Regions from separate parts of the Homo sapiens genome. Here region 1 is linked to region 2. Evidence: chromatin loops called from intact Hi-C (ENCODE). Cell type or tissue: Calu3. All regions are shown on one strand. Each heading gives the region's core, and the rest is flanking DNA. Links, peaks and the distances in the headings are about the cores only.

The links. A loop is a pair of places that touch in the nucleus more often than their neighbours do. Peaks named below come from ENCODE experiments on the same cell type or tissue, not always from the same donor. Only the 100,000 strongest peaks of a DNase experiment are listed, where the experiment ranks them.
Region 1: a loop joins it to region 2, with 2.0 times the contacts of the local background. A loop is called at or near these places in 6 of 110 quality-filtered maps.

Annotation. Positions count from the first base shown.
Region 1 is chr7:118,107,019-118,112,407 of GRCh38, reverse strand. No RefSeq gene overlaps it. Among named protein-coding and RNA genes, the nearest start is that of LSM8, 74 kb to the left of the region's middle. In Calu3, for the core only: no CTCF peak of the experiment used is centred there; a DNase peak (open chromatin) is centred at 2,607.
Region 2 is chr7:117,990,695-117,996,083 of GRCh38, reverse strand. No RefSeq gene overlaps it. Among named protein-coding and RNA genes, the nearest start is that of CTTNBP2, 120 kb to the right of the region's middle. In Calu3, for the core only: a CTCF peak has its summit at 2,487; a DNase peak (open chromatin) is centred at 2,473.

The DNA of each region.
Region 1 (5,389 bases), core at 170-5,169, 120 kb before region 2:
GTTATTTTGATTATTTTTAAAATGTATCATCTATTTTCTGAGACCTTGTTATTGCTAACCATGGTTTTAATAATCATAGTATTTTTTCAGAAATGCAATTCTTGTGGCTTGCAAAGGATTACTAAAGATATATAAAACAATCTATTGCTGACCATGTCTATACATATGTGTACAGTCAGCCCACAGTATCTAAAAGGGGAATGGTTCCAGGACCACTGCAGATTACTAAAAGCTGCAGATGATCAAGCCCCTGTATAAAAGGGTGCGGTATTGCATGTAACTAACACACATCCTCTCATATACTTTAAATCATCTTTAGATTGCTTTTAATACCTAATACAATGTAAATGCTATGTAAATAGTTGTTATATTGTATTATTCTATTTGTATTATTTTTATTATTGTATTATTATTTATTTTTATCTTTATATTTTTAATCCTCAGTTGGCTGAATCTGCAGTGGTTGAATCTGGGTTGGCTCAGTTCACAGACCTGAAACCCATGGATATGGAGGCTTGACTGTATCTGTATCTATATTTATGTTTTCTGTATATAAGTAAATATATATATATATATATAACATTAAATGGTCATAAGTCTAAAAGCAAAGCAGGGAAAGGATATAGGGAGTGCTGGAGGGAAACAGTTGTAATTTTACAATGGTCAGGGAAAGTCTCAATGAGGTCACATTACCTAAAGTGAGAAGAGTGAGCCATGTGAATGAATATCTTGAGGAAGAGTTTTTAAGACAGAGAGAACTGTGACTGCGAAGAACTTGATACAGAGGCTGTCTACTGTGTTGAAAGAGGACCAAAGGGGCCACCTTGGTGAGGCAGAGTGAGTGAAAAGATGAGTAGTAGGAGATACCAGAGAGGTCACCCTGGGCCAATTGTACAGGATGCTGTGAGTCACAGTAATGATTTTGGCTTTTACTTGGAGTAAAATGTGAAGCCTCTGGAGAGCTGGGAACAGAGGAATCATATAATTTATCCTACAATTGGATACGATCTCTCTGGCTGCTGTGTGCTCTATAGACTGAATGAGGGATAAGGATAGTATGGGAGAAGGGAGACCATTTGCTTGGCCTTGCAAGAATCTATACAAAAGATGACAAAATCTTACATTTTGAAATTGAAGATATCTAGGTGGTAGCAATGAAGTGGGGAGAAGTGGTAGGATTATGGATTTATATTGAAGGTGCTGCTGAGAGTATTTGCCTACATATTGGATATAAGTGTAATAAAAATAGAGGAGTCAAGGATGACTCCAAGGATTTTGACTTGAATTGCTGGAAGAGCTCTAATAGATCAATTAAACAATAATGAACACCTCAATGACAAAAAGCACCAAAATAGAATTGAAATTTAACAAAGAGTGATTTTTCTTTTTAAGCAGTATTTTCTAGTACACTTTAATTGAGGAAAAGTGCACAAATCATAAGTATACAACTGCAGAAACTTTCACAAACTAAGCAAATACAGCATGTAGCCAGAACCTAGATCAAGAAACAGAACATCACCTGCACTCAAGAAGCACTCCAAAAAGTCATTATTTTTAAAATTAACTCTGTATTTATCTTAAACTTTTTCTAAATAGCAGTTGATGTAGAGCAACAAACCACAGAGCGGAGGAATCTTCAGTAATAAGGGGAAGAAGTATTAAGAAAGTCATCCTGCAATCCTGTAATGGGAATTAGTCACCCGCTTCATCTCATGAAATTCATACTGAAAAGTTCTTTCCTAATAATACAATGTGAGACAGGCAGATGGTAAAAATAGATACATTTTCCTGCATAGGTTTCAGAGTTAGAAAGTTCACAGGAGTTGCTAAAAAGAAAAGAACCCTGAGTTGACAAAAAAAAAAAAAAAAAAAAAAAAAAAAGCTTTTAAAAAGTCAAGTTGAATATACTAAGGTCAAATGATTTTTACTTTTAAAGTAAAATATTATCTAGAAAGGCTGGTAATGATGAGCATCTGAATAAGAAGCTTTAGATGCTGAGACTAAAAACAGAACATGCAACACAGAAACTATGGTTTTCTCAGAAGTTACATATGAAAAAAAAATGAGCCAAATTGGGTGTGTGAGAGGCTGGAGAGAGAAGGACAGGAAAAATAGGAAATAAAATTAAGTTCCTAGGTGACTACTTCAGTCTCCCACACCAAAAAAAAAGTACTTTGGAAATAAAAATCTTACATTTTGAAATTGAAGATATCTTCTGTAGATTCTGAAAATGCAAACTAATTATAGAAATTTTTCATTTCCTTGTTTTGGTAGCATTGAAAATGTTAAGTACATCTAAAAAGTCGCTGTTTTTATATTTGGTTAAAAAAATGGCTGTCAAAACACATTCATGTGACCTTTCAGTCAACGATGGACTGAATACACGATGGTGGAACCATAAGATTATAAGATTATAATACTGTATTTTTACTGTACCTTTTCTATGTTTAGATACACAAATACTTAACCATTGAGTTACAGTTGCCTTCAGTTTTTAGTACAGTAACAAGCTATACAGGTTTGTAGCCTAGGAGCAATAAGCTTTACCATGAAGCCTAGGTATGAAGTGGGCTGTACTATCTAGGTTTGTGTACCTACACTCCATGATGTTTGCACAATGACGCACAATGACGAAATCACCTAATGACACATTTCTCACAGTGTATCCCCATCATTAACTGATCTGTGACTGTAACAGAAATTCAGCATTAGGAAGAGCAAATCTTGATTTCTTTATTTAAAAAAAAACTAAGAAAATTACATGCTACAATTATTATATTGAGATTTTTTATTTTTGTTTATTTATTTTTGCCTCCCAGTACTCATTAGCCCTTCTTTGGGTAAGACACACCTATTTTGTCCCGAGGAAATTATTTATTCCTGATTGTGTACAGTCTGTAAGGGGGAAGTTAAAGTACCTTAAACTCCCTTGACAGCAAATGGACCTGTGCCCCAAAGGAAGTGAATTATGCTCTCTCTCTCTCTCTCTCTGGTATATTAATTGTGAGCTAAGTGACTGAAGACAGTATGTGGTTAATGCTGGTTCATTGAGGAGGTTGCCCACCAAAGACAGTGTCCCTCATTTCCTGAACCTGCCTTCATTCCTGCTGTTTTTGAGATCGGTTCCTCAACTTTTCTTTCACCTCTAGGAGCCACCTTATGTCCTTTAACTTTCTTTTTTTGCCAGAGATAATCAGTTGTTTTCTATATCTTGCAATCAGAGAATACCAACTGATAACATTCTAATACTATTCATCACAGAAAGACTCCCTTTCCAACATTTAACTAGCAATGACAATTTGGCTGAATGTTGAATGAACATTTAGAAGAAGAAGAGGAATTCTTTTTTGCTATTTATTTATTTATTTATTTATTTATTTATTTTTCATTATACTTCAAGTTCTAGGGTACATGTGCACAACGTGCAGGTGTGTTACATAGGAATACATGTGCCATGTTGGTTTGCTGCACCCATCAACTCATCATATACCTTAGGTATTTCTCCTAACGCTATCTCTCCCTCAGCCCCCCACCCCCAAACAGGCCCCGGTGTGTGATGTTCCCCTCCCTGTGTCCATGTGTTCTCATTGTTCAACTCCCACTTATGAGTGAGAACATGCGGTGTTTGGTTTTCTGTCCTTGTGATATTTTGCTCAGAATGATGGCTTCCAGCTGATGAGGAAATATTTTATATTTATAAATAGAAATGTTTTAAGGAAAAATATTAATTAGTGACTTCCTATTTGAGATACATAAATATTTAAGAATAAATTTGATAATTACTAATTTATATGTATACACACGTGTATGGATGTGTGTGTATAGTAAATGCAGCTATGAAGTTTTTCATTTTAAAAAGACTAAAAGCAGTATGAATTATATTGTTTTCATATTGCCACAATTTCTAGAGGGCAAGATCTACCATGCTGTTTATGCATAAGAATTTGATATCTATTCTTTGATGGTGATAAAGGTAGTGAAACTAAACCATAATCCTGCCAGAAAAAATATCCCTGTTGGATGTTTGTGGAGTCTATTTCTTACAATGACTGAAACTTCATAACTATAATATGAAAGTATTTCAAATAACATGCAAGCAGTCATTTAAATTTTTGTTCAAAACAAAACCTTTCTGGGCAAGCATGTGAATTTTGAAGTAAGAGACTTAGGTTCAGACCCTAACTCCTAGCTCTGTAGCAATGAGAAAGTTAATTGTCTGCCCTGGGCCCAAGTTTCCTCAACAGAAAATTGAGAATACTTACCTTATTTCTAAAGTATCCTTGAAAACTATCACTTGATATTATTAATAATTATGTTTATAGATAAAAACTAGTATTTCCAGACACTACTTGTATCAGAAATCAGTTTATAAAATTTGCATGTTTGGAAGATAAACTTCGAAGCAAAAAGATTTTCATATTTAAATTCAAACCATGGCTATCTAGAAGTTGAGATTTTTTTTTTTAAAGAAGAGTTTTTATTTTGGAAATAATTTAGAAAATTACTTATTTCTGATTGGAAAAAAGACATCTGTAAGTATTTAATGCTGACAACACAGGATGCAGCTGTGCAAATATAATTTTTTATCATTCTTCTCAGGCAATATAGAAAAAAAAATTTTAGAACACTAAGAAATGACTAGAAACATTGAAAAGCCAACTAAGGTGCTTTCAATAATTGGCAGACAGCAGATAAATGAGCCTGTGAATTACAGCCAAAGAAAGCCTCCTTCATATTGATTTAAATATATATTGATCTTATTCTGCCCAGAAAAACTACTCTACTTGATATACCTAAATATTCTTGATATCATCTTCCTTAATTTTACAGGCTGTAGTTCTATTACTTTGAGTCTGATACTGTGTCTTTTGATGTCAGTTAACACACTTGACAATTCAAAACCAGAAAACAGAGATATCAGGTATACAAATCATCTAGATATTTTATCTTTAAAAAGCCAACTTAAAAAGACACTCATGCTTGGAATCCTGGATTCCTGAAATTAGGTCTCCAGAAAATGATAATTCTAAATTCTAAACAAACTGTGACCATCAGGCTTTCAAGAATCACCTGAATAAGAGATCTGTTATGTAGAAGGTTTTATATTCAGGAAATCTTCCAACCATTCTAAACTTCATGGTTTATTTTACCCATTTAAGTGATAGTTGTGGCTACATGTTCATATACATTTTATTGCAAAAGCATAATTGTCATCAGATATTTTAGGTATCTTCAGTGGATGTCTACTCACCTTGAGGTATGTTCATGGGTTTATCCAGTCTTCTTTTATTGTTACTGTCCTAATCACCTTTTTAAGAACTAACTTTCTGACACTAGAATGGCCCATATGTTCCATGATGCCAAGAACCACACTGACTTTGTTTACTGC
Region 2 (5,389 bases), core at 179-5,178:
CTTACATGGCAGCCGCAAGAGAAAATGAGGAAGAAGCAAAAGGGGAAACCCCTGGAAAACCCATCAGATCTCGTGAGACTTATTCAAGATCATGAGACTAGCACAGGAAAGACTGGCCCCCGTGATTCAATTACCTCCTCCTGGGTTCCTCCCACAACACATGGGAATTCTGGGAGATATAATTCAAGTTGAGATTTTGGTGGGGACACAGCCAAACCATATCATTCCACCCTTGACCCCTCCAAATCTCATGTCCTCACATTTCAAAACCAATCATGCCTTCCCAACAGTCCCCCAAAGTCTTAACTCATTTCAGCATTAACCCAAAAGTCCACAGTCCAAAGTAGCATCTGAAACAAGGCAAGTCCCTTCTGCCTATGAGCCTATAAAATCAAAAGCAAGCTAGTTACTTCCTAGATACAATTAGGGTACAGGTATTAGGTAAATACAGCCGTTCCAAATGGGATAAATTGGCCAAAACAAAGGGGTTACAGGGCCCATGCAAGTCTGAAATCCAGCAGGGCAGTCAAATCTTAAAGCTCCTTTAAAATGATCTCCTTTGACTCCAGGTCTCACATCCAGGTCATGCTGATGCGAAAGCGGGGTTCACATTGTCTTGGGCAGCTCCACCCCTGTGGCTTTACAGGGTACAGACTCACTCCTCACTGCTTTCACAGGCTGGTGTTGAGTATCTGTGGCTTTTCCAGATGCATAGTGCAAGCTGTCAGTGGATCTACCATTCTGGGATCTGGAGGGCAGTGGCCCTCTTCTCACAGCTCCACTAAGTGGTGCCCCAGTAGGGACCCTGTGTGAGGGCTCTGACCCCACATTTCCCTTCTGCACTGCCCTAGCAAAGTTTCTCCATGAGGGCCCTGCCCCTTCAGTAAACTTTTGCCTGGGCATCCAGGAATTTCCATACATCTTCTGAAACCTAGGCAGAGGTTCTCAAACCTCAATTCTTGACTTCTGTGCACCCACATGCTCAACAGCACACGGAAGCTGCCAAGGCTTGGGGCTTCCACCCTCTGAAGCCACAGCCTGAGCTATACATTGGCCCCTTTCAGCCATGGCTGGAGCAGCTGGGACAGAGGGCACCAAGTCCTTAGGCTGCACAAAGCACAGGGTCCTTGGGCCCAGCCCACTAAACCACTTTTTCCTCCTGGGTCTCTGAGCCTGTGATGGGAGGGGCTGCCGGGAAGTTCACTGACGTGGCCTGGAGATATTTCCCCTATGGTCTTGGGGATTAACATTAGGCTCCTTGCTACTTATGCAAATTTCTGCAGCTGGTTGGAATTTCTCCCCAGAAAATGGGTTTTTCTTTTCTATCACATTGTCAGGCTGCAAATTTTCAAAACTTTTATGCTGTTTCCTTTCTAAAACTAAATGCATTTAACAGCACCCAAGTTACCTCTTGAATGCTTTGCTGCTTAGAAATTTTTTCCACCAGATACCCTAAATCATCTCTCCCAAGTCCAAAGTTCCATAAATCTCTAGGGCAGGGGCAAAATGCTACCAGTCTCTTTGCTAAAACATAACAAGAGTCACCTTTGCTCCAGTTCCCAGTAAGTTTCTCATCTCTTTTTAAGACCACCTCAGCCTGAATTTTATTTTCCATATCACTATCAGCATTTTGGGCAAAGCCATTCAACAAGTCTCTAGGAAGTTGCAAACTTTCCCACATTTTCCTGTCTTTTTCTGAGCCCTTCAATCTGTTCCAACCTTTGCCTGTTACCCAGTTCCAAAGTCACTTCCACATTTTCAGGTATCTTTTCAGCAATGCCCCACTCTACCAGTAACAATTTACTGTATTAGTTCATTTTCACACTGCTGATGAAGACATACCTGAAACTGGGAACAAAAAAAAGGTTTAATTGGACTTACAATTCCACATGGCTGGGGAGGCCTCAGAATCATGGCGGGAGGTGAAAGGCTCTTCTTACATGGTGGTGGCAAGAGAAAATGAGGGAGAAGCAAAAGCAGAAACCCCGAATAAACCCATCAGATCTTGTGAGACTTACTCACTATCATGAGAATAGCACAGGAAAGACCAGCCCCATGATTCAATTACCTCCCCCTAGGTCCTTCCCACAGCACATGGGAATTCTAGGAGATACAATTCAAGTTGAGATTTTGGAGAGGACACAGCCAAACCATATCAGCCCATGATTGTATTTGTGATCTCAATCTCATTTTCTCTGCCTGGATCTTTTCCTTTTTTTCCCCATCCCCCTCAAGGTTTTGAAATGATTTATCTATGTTAAGCTAATCCTCAGTAACATTAGAAGATGGAAACAAGAATCAGAGAAGGAGATAGCCAGGAAGAAATTTACCCAAACTGTAATTATCCTCCTGCCTTTTAAAGGAGTGACTACAGCTGAGAATTTCAACCACTGAGGACAAGAAGGGGAGGGAGGAGATCATCTTTGCTAAGCAAGTCCTTGCTGTGTCCTTCAAAAGCTGCTGCTGCTGCCCCTACAGGAAAGCCATTGAAATGCACACCAATTAGGACCCTGTGATCTGGAAGGAAAGCTCTCCAGAGCACCCCTGGGCAAGGGAGGAGATTGCAGGCACAGCCATTTCAGCCAATGTAAAGCTGTAGCATTATTTCTTTCTAGGGTCTGGGAGAGTGATTCATTATAGAGAATAATAACAGAAACAAGTCTGAGCTACAGAATTAGCATCCACCCCCAGCAGCAGCTTTTGGTTTGTTAGAAACTCTATCCAAGGGAAGGCATAATTCACTTCTAAGCAGCTTGAACTAATATCATTGTTTCTGTCTAGCTTATATATCAACTTCACACTAGAATTAGAGGAGATTATATTTTCTTTTTTTCTCTAGCAAGCCAATCATGACAGGTCTCCCAGTGTCTGAGCATTCTCAGCATGATAAAATGTGTAAGAGTGGAGAAGGATGCACCTTGCATTCTGAGGGTGGTGAGGTTTCCAGATGGTGCTAGGGAGGAGGTGCAGATAATAGCAACACTGGGCTTCTAGCAGAAGACTGTTCACATGCAATGCATGGAAGCTCATCCAAGAAAAGGTAGGCATCCCCTAATTTGACTGGGCAACTCATTAGTGACCCACTCACTGGGAAATTAAAGGAAAACAAATGTATGGTTAATCTGTTACCAATAAAATCTAATAAATAGCCTCTCCACTTTGTCACCTTTGAATTAGAGGTGCAAGTCATGGAAGTGAAAATAGCACACTTGTCAAAACACTCAGTGCTATAGTGACAGGAACGAAATAAATGAGGCTGAGAAAGAGAGTTGCTGGGGCAGCAGTTCAGAAAATCACACTATTTTTTGCTCTTCTATCTCTGCTATGACATAATTTCTCAATGAGGGCTAGTAGAACAAATTTATCCTGAGGTCCTAGTAGAAAGATGTGCATTGAAATCAAATCATGTGCATTCAATTCTGCAAGAAAAAGTCATTCCTTCATTGTATCATTTATGTAATTTATTCATTTGTTGATTATGATTATTACTGATTATTCATTTGCTGATTCAAATATCTATTACACCTTCTAGGTCAAAGACACTGCAGAATATCTGGATACCAAAGAATAACCCTCAGGGACTTTATTCTAGACTAGCAGTTCTTAAATTTTAGCATTCCTCAGAATCACAAGGAGAGATTCTAATTCAAGGTGGCCTGAGGTGAGCCAGGGAATTTGCCTTTATAACACATTCACAGATGATGTCGATACTGTTGTTTGGGGACCACACTTTGAGAACCAATGGTCCACAGCAGTGGTTTTCAATCTTGTCTGCTCATTAAAATCACCCAAGGAGCTATTAAAATTCTTGATGACCAGTCTGCAACTCCAGAACACACAAATCAAAATATCTTGAGTATAACCTAGACACTCATATTTTAAAGGCTTTGAGAACCAGTGGCATTCTGGGAGAGACAGACAAACCAGAAAACCAGCTGGTAGTTATAGTGGAATCAAAGGGCAATGGTGGCACCTGGAAATGAGAGCCTAGGATGATTAGGAAAGACCATTCTGTTGACCTGAAGCAAAAGACAACAAAAATGTCATGAACCATGGAATGAATACTTCAGGTGGAAGAACCAGCAAGTGCAAAGGCCGTAAGACTGGAGAAATTTACATACTTAAGAGATTGAGAATGGGCTAGCATGGGGCTGGATCACCTTGAGTGAACTCCAGAGTTGCCAGGTTGTATCTGTAGAAGTAAGCAGTGATATGGAGACTTGTAGGCCATGACCAAAGTTTGAGGAAGAGTAGGAAGCCATTCACTAATCAGATTTACATTCCAAGAGTGCCCAGGGATGAGCATAAATTAAGAGGAAATGTGGACATCTCTAGGTCTAGAATTAAGTGTTTAAAACAACTTTTTCTAGATCTTCATCTCCTGATGCCTAGATAACATTTTCATCTCAAATGGAGGATGCAAGAAAAGATGAGTGAAGATCGTACTTGGGATAGAGGGAAGGGAGGTGAGTCTCCCATGCCTGGTCTTGAGAGTCCTTTCAATCTTTTCTCCTATACCTGAGCTCTGAACCTTACCATAGAGTGCCTCTCCTCTCTCCACCTTCAATGCTAATAAAATTTCTACCAAGTTCTGAAGGAAGCATTACCTGAAAACCTTAATTTTATTTTGTGGCACTCTGAACCTTTCAGTTTAGATTTCTTGGAGAGGCCTCAGAGAATAAAAATGATCATTATTAGGATGAGAGACTTACAAGGAGAAAGACAAGAAGCTTAAACTCTCAACTCCCAAAAAGGCATACTCAAATCAATGGTGTGAATGAGTTCCAACCCACATTGCCTTCTCAGTATCTAAGCAAAACCAGTGTACACATATACTAAGTGAAATAGGCACAATGAATTATTCAGTTTCTAAGTACTTGCCTATTTAGTGTCTTCAAGCCAATAGAGAAATTCTTTGGAAAGAGAGTAGAGAAGTTCCCCTTGAAGTACAAAGGGAACTTTCAATAATTCCTTGTCCTTTTCTGGCAATGCAGTATCCAACATTTTCAACTGCAATGAACTCTCTAATTTGTTTTTCCACTGGAGCTTTGTACTACTCTACTGGTATGATCAATATTCTTTTCAGATTTGGAATCAAGACCTGAACTTGAGGCTAGTTGTTTGTTGTAGTCAGTTGTTTGACTCCAAGGCATAAAGCTCCACAAATAACTCTATGATTCATGTAGCTGAGATATTAGAAGCTCATCCACATCCTGACACAGACCCCAAACTCCAGCAGTACTGAAACACTGGCTGTTTCCTAAACATTAAAGGGAGAGGGACAGAAACGGGATTCTGCCCCATCTCCCTATTCTGCCCCACCCTCCACAATCACTCTTATTTGTCCTTTAGATATGGTTCATGGTTTAGATTCCTCTAGATACCTTCC